Regions from separate parts of the Homo sapiens genome. Here region 1 is linked to region 2. A link is a loop called in an ENCODE intact Hi-C map of the cell type or tissue named here. Cell type or tissue: mammary epithelial cell. All regions are shown on one strand. Each heading gives the region's core, and the rest is flanking DNA. Links, peaks and the distances in the headings are about the cores only. Region 1 has its middle 150 kb from the start of OSTF1. Region 2 has its middle 98 kb from the start of OSTF1.

What was found. Peaks named below come from ENCODE experiments on the same cell type or tissue, not always from the same donor. Only the 100,000 strongest peaks of a DNase experiment are listed, where the experiment ranks them.
Region 1: a loop joins it to region 2, with 9 times the contacts of the local background. A loop is called at or near these places in 20 of 110 quality-filtered maps.

Annotation. Positions count from the first base shown.
Region 1 is chr9:75,237,208-75,240,127 of GRCh38, forward strand. No RefSeq gene overlaps it. Among named protein-coding and RNA genes, the nearest start is that of OSTF1, 150 kb to the left of the region's middle. In mammary epithelial cell, for the core only: a CTCF peak has its summit at 1,337 (motif pointing left); DNase peaks (open chromatin) are centred at 1,334 and 2,164; H3K27ac peaks cover 704 bases.
Region 2 is chr9:75,185,317-75,188,236 of GRCh38, forward strand. No RefSeq gene overlaps it. Among named protein-coding and RNA genes, the nearest start is that of OSTF1, 98 kb to the left of the region's middle. In mammary epithelial cell, for the core only: CTCF peaks have their summits at 468 (motif pointing right) and 1,657 (motif pointing right); no DNase peak of the experiment used is centred there.

The DNA.
Region 1 (2,920 bases), core at 89-2,588, 52 kb after region 2:
CTTCTGTAACTTCTAGTGGTTAACCACAAGGTTAAGCCTCGACAGATCACCCAGCTATCAGTATAGATTACCACAGGTGTCACCTCCTTGGTGATCACCATCAGGATTGCTCTAAATTCAGCCCATTGGCTACTTCACCTACATCCAGTTTCATACCGCATGGTATCAGTACTAGGCTGGACGGTAACAGTGGTCCAAATAGCAGCACCTTGGTTAGACTCATCTGTGTACCATGCCCCATCAGGAATGAGGGGATGCCCTTCCTTAAATGGTGAAGGCTCAGGGTCTAGGGGTGCCTCAGGCCCCATGGCCTTATCTTGCATTAGGGCTGCAGGTCCCAAGACCTCTTGCAACTCTGCTGATAAGGGACTTGTACTCAGCATACTCCACTGCTCCAAGTAGGCGCCCCACTTTGCCAAAGTGTATGTCTGCACCGTTCCAGTCTTGGGGGGTCTTTACCCATGAATGCACCCATCCTGCTATTGGGTAAATCAGGCACATAATGATTGTAGCCTGTCTGGTCACACACTCCTGAACCTGAAGGGTAGCATATGCAGTTATTAACTGCTTCTCTATCAATGAATACTGGAGCTCAGCTCCTTTCCGTAGTCGGGACCAAAAGCCAACTGGCATTCTTAAGTGCTCCATGTGCTGCTATAAGCTCCAGCCAAAACTATCTGTGGTCACATTCACATCGAGTTTAAATGGGTGCCTCTGGATAATTACCTATAGGGCTTGTGCCTGCTTGGCTGCCAGGAAAGTGGTCTCAGCTGCACCATTCCAATCCCAGGAAAGAGGAGTGTTGCCACTTCTAAATCTGCAAAAGAATCAGAGGTTAGCATAATATCAAGATCACGACATATGGTGGGGCTCTGCACATAGCCCTGCAGCAACACTGAAAGTCCATTGTCACCCTCTCATGAAGGCAAACTGTTCCTGGCTCTCTGGAAAAGAATGCATTCGCCAAGTCTACCACATAGTGGTACTGTCCCAATTCCATCATCAAGCAGTCCATCAAATGGTTTGTAAGGCCAAGCCATGTAGAATATCCACCCCCAGAATGTATTTGTGCTGGGATCTACCAGCACTAACACTTGCTATACGTTGGTGGAGGATCAGAGGATTGCTAATTTCACATGTGACTGCTGGTCGTCTGGTGTGCCCCCAAGCTGGGCACCTTGGCTAGTTCCCTAATCAAACGGAAAAGGCTCTACACCCCCACCCAGCTACAGCACTTAGTCTTTGAGCTAGAATGCCTGGGCAGGACTGGGTTGCGCGGCATTATCCTTCTCCTGAACGACTTGCACCAAGTCTGTGTACAACTGCCATCTACTGACATCTTTTGGTATTTCACTGGCATCCTACACAGTCCATATGGCTGCCTATATTCACTCAATCAGCGTGTGGTCACCTTGCCCTTGTGCCAACCACCTACTTATTAGCAGTCGCTGATGGAGGGAGGGGTGTCATAACAGAGGCAAGTTTTTCCATCTCAGGCGGAATGGAATATACTATTTGCCCCCTTGTCCCACAGATGAAGCATCCAGGCGGGCAGAGGTTCCCCTGGATGCTGGTGGCACTGTTTAATTCCCACAGGTCTGTGTGGCACCCTGTAGGAACTGAGCATGCACTTCCCACAGCACAGTCTCAAACACCCATCCAACTCTGCCGGCAAAGGTTGGTTCCTTCTCGGTGTTCTGTGCTTCCAGCTGTTTCAGCTCTTTCTCCACACTTGTGGGGGACCCATCTACCACTGCCCAGGTTTCCACCAGAGCCCATCCGAGCAGCACATCTGCCACCAGTTCCCACAATCCATGTTGTGGCCACATAGCCAACCTGGAATCAGCAGAGACTTAAGGCTCACTCACCTTGGGATTCTGCTCATAGTGCCAATTGTCAGGTTCTAACTGAGGTCTGAGGGGAGTGGGTGGACAAGTGGCAGGCAGCTGAAAGAACATTCGAAGAATTGCAAGGAATTTCAACATGGCTTTATTGTCTCTCTGGGTGCAAGTGGGCTGTGGGCACAAGCAAGCCATATGTACAGCATCAGCAAGGTAGTTATACCTTTTACAGACAATAGTGGCTCCAAGCCAAGCGTGAGGGCACTTGAGTGGTTACTTAATGCACCTCACATGGTGTGGTTACATAATGTGCCTCATGTGGCATGGTTACATAACATGTGGAACCGTGCGCCTGCACTCCAAACCCTCTGAGTCATGTTGCATCAGAAGGCTGCCTCGGCCTGTTCCTGACTAAAGCACGGCCATTTTCCTTACACATATGAAGCCACATGGAGAGGGGATAAATCCCATGGAAGCTTTCTCTGGCTTTCTGCCTGCTTAGTATACAATATGCAAGTGGATTGGCGGCTGGCATGGCTTTGCTCAGTTATCCTTTCAGTAGCTCCCATCTTCTCAGTGAAGACCACCTCTCTTTTGTGAATCCTGACTCTTCTGTTCATCTGAATCAAGCCCTGTTCTCTTTCTTCTCTCTTTCCCAAGTGCTTTGTTGTACCATTTAGACACTGTAATACTAATAACACTTCTTTCTGCCCCACTAGACTGTTAAGCCTTCTCAGGCAGTAACCTGCTCACTCATTCATTTGGCTATGTACCTAATACAGTGCTTCTATATAATTGATTCTCACAGAAATTAAAAAAATAAATGATTGAAAAGGGGCTTCTGCTCTCTCCATCTTTTTTTTTTTCTTTTTCAGATGGAGTCTCGTTCTGTCACCCAGGCTGGAGTGCAGTGGCGCGATCTCAGCTCACTGCAAGCTCTGCTTCCTGGGTTCGTGCCATTCTTCTGCCTCAGCCTCCCCAATAGCTGGGACTACAGGCGCCCACCACCACATCTGGCTAATTTTTTGTATTTTTAGTAGAGGCGGGATTTCACCATGTTAGTCAGGATGGTCTCGATC
Region 2 (2,920 bases), core at 197-2,696:
GGCTTTACTGCTCTTTCTAAAATTTCCTCGTCTTTCTGCAGACTGCATTGTGCTACAGCTCATAGACTTGAAATAATAAGAATCCCTCTTGAGGGGTGCCAGTGTGATAACGAGGTATTGGGACTCCCTTTCATTCACTTTTTATGAATTGTCCTGTGCATTGTGCTACAGCTCATAGACTTGAAATAATAAGGATCCCTCTTGAGGGGTGCCAGTGTGATAACGAGGTATTGGGACTCCCTTTCATTCACTTTTTATGAATTGTCCTGTGCAGCCTCTCTAAGATTATTCCACCAGGCTCTGCAGGTGAATATGTGTATTAGTTTGCTGCCATAACAAATTACCACAGAGTGGGTGGCTTAAACAACAGAAATTTATTTTCTGACAGTTCTGCAAGTTGGAAGTCCAAGATCAAGGTGTCAGCAGAGTTGTTTTACAGTGAAGCTTCTTTCCTTGACCTGCAGGTGGCGGCCTTCTTGCTGTGCCCTGTCGTGCTTGTCCCTCAGTCTGTGTGTTGCCGGCTTCCTAGTCTCCTTTTCTTATTATGAAACAGTTATATTGGATTAGGGCCTTCCCATATGACCTCAGTTTACCTTACTTACCTTTTTAAAGACCCTACCTCCAAATACAGTCATATTCCGAGGTACTGGGGGTTAGGACTTCAACACATGCATTTTTGGGGATACAACTTAGCCCATAACAATAAGAATTTATCTACTGAAGGATAGGAAAAGTTTAAAAGAGGGAATTATAGTGTAGGAGGGGAAAGACTAGATTTCTAACTGGAAGATTCTTTTATTGGGGTTTAAGAGGAAAGCATCTCAGAAGCTGGGCTCTCCACATGAACACTCCCCCAGCTTCCCTTCCTGCTATGGCCTCTTCACCCCTAAGTACCTCCTTGTCTTATGAAGACCAATACAACTCTTGGAAAACCCTACTCAGATCAGGAATTCCCATGCCTGACATGACTCTGCTATACACTTACCCCATACATTTAGTCAAAATTGCACTTACTTTTGGTCTGGTGATGCCAGTTTCCCATGATTCAATTCTTTACAGATTTATTCTCATGTTTATTTTATTTATTTATTTTTATTTCCATGGGATTTGGGGAGGAAAGAGAGTAAAATGTGTGTGCTTGATTAGTGCACTCTTGAACCAATTTGCTATTCTTCAAAACATAAAAGAGATATAAGGATTAACATGAGAGATAAAGGGGTTTCAAAGAGTTAAAATTTTTATATTGGCATGTACAATTTATTAAATCATCACACCAAGTGTTTCTGACCTGAGTTATGTTGTATATTTCATTCATTTTTCATACATTATAAAGTTTCTTGGAATTATCCCTCTGGACAAAAAAAATTGCTTGCTAGAACGTCTGCATAGTTACACTAATGAACTTGAAATGGTTTTCATAGATTTTAATGAAATAAATATTCCAATCAAATATTCCAGCATCTCTGAAATAATACAGGAAAAAGTCGAGCTTTTGAAGGACGGCATCTTAATTTTATTTGTCTAGGTGTCTTATATAGACATCTACAGTATCTGACACACATTGCTTTCTCAACATATGTTATTTAATCAGTAAGCAAGAAAAGAGATGAAAATGTTTATTTTTTACTATCAATTCCAACATTGACCACTAGAGGACACTGGTTGCAATGGGAAAAACAGAATTACTAAACCATCTACAGCATTTATCTGTAGTATTAATTCTAAAATCAGATTTGATCACATTTTATGTGAAATATGATTTTTGATATTTCACCCAAAAAAGGAAGCCTTGTTTCACTATTCTGAATTTTCTTCTAAAACGGAAATGCAGTTTGCAGCCTGAACGGGGCTATAAGAGTCAAAAAGTAATGGAAAAATTTTTTCTCAAGGAATATGAGGAAAAAAAAAATAGTGGAAAAGAAATAGAAACACATAACAATCAAGTGAATAAAAGGAAGAGAAAGAAGTGAACAAGAGGAGAAAATGAAAAGGGGGGGGGGATTTTTGTGAAATTGAAGGGAGCACCTTTCCATGTGGAATTTCCTCATTCATTCTGCCTCTACCACTGCTTCTCAAACTTGAGTGTTGTAGTGGGTTGAATGGTGTCCCCCAAAAAAATATGTCCCCAGAACCTATGAATGTGAGGGTAAGGGTGTCTTTGCAGGTGTAATTAAGTTAAGAATCTTAAGATGAGATCATTCTGGATTACCAAGTGGACCCTACATCCAATGACAAGTGTCTTTGTAAGGGACAGAAGAAGGGAAGACACGGACACACAGATGAGAGAGCCATGTGAAGACGGAGGCAGAGATTGGAGGGATGCAGCCACAGTGAATGCCAACAGACACCAGAAACTGGAAGAGGCAAGGAACCGGGGAGCCTTGGGAGGGAGTGAGGTCGCGCCACGCCAACACCTTGACTTTAGACTTCTGGTCGCCAGAGCTCAATCTGCATTTCTGACAAGTTCCCGGGTGATGCTAGTGCTGCTGATTTGGGAACCACATTTTGAGAATCACTATTGTTGTTACCGGAGAGGGGGTTCTGATCCAGACCCCAAGAGAGGGTTCTTGGATTTTGCACAAGAAATAATTCAGGGTGAGTCCGTAAAGTGAAAGCAAGTTTATTAAGAAAGTAGAGAAAAAAAGAATGCTTACTCCATAGACACAGCAGCCCTGAAGGCTGGTGGTTGCCCACTTTTATGGTTATTTCTTGATGATATGCTAAACAAGGGGTGGATTATTCATGCCTCCCCTTTTTGGACCACACAGGGTAACCTGTTGTTGCCATGGCATTTGTAAACTGTCATGGCGCTGGTGGGAGTGTAGCAGCGAGGACTACCAGAGGTCACTCTTGTCACCATCTTGGTTATGGTGGGTTTTATCCGGCTTCTTTACTGCAACCTGTTTTATTAGCAAGGTCT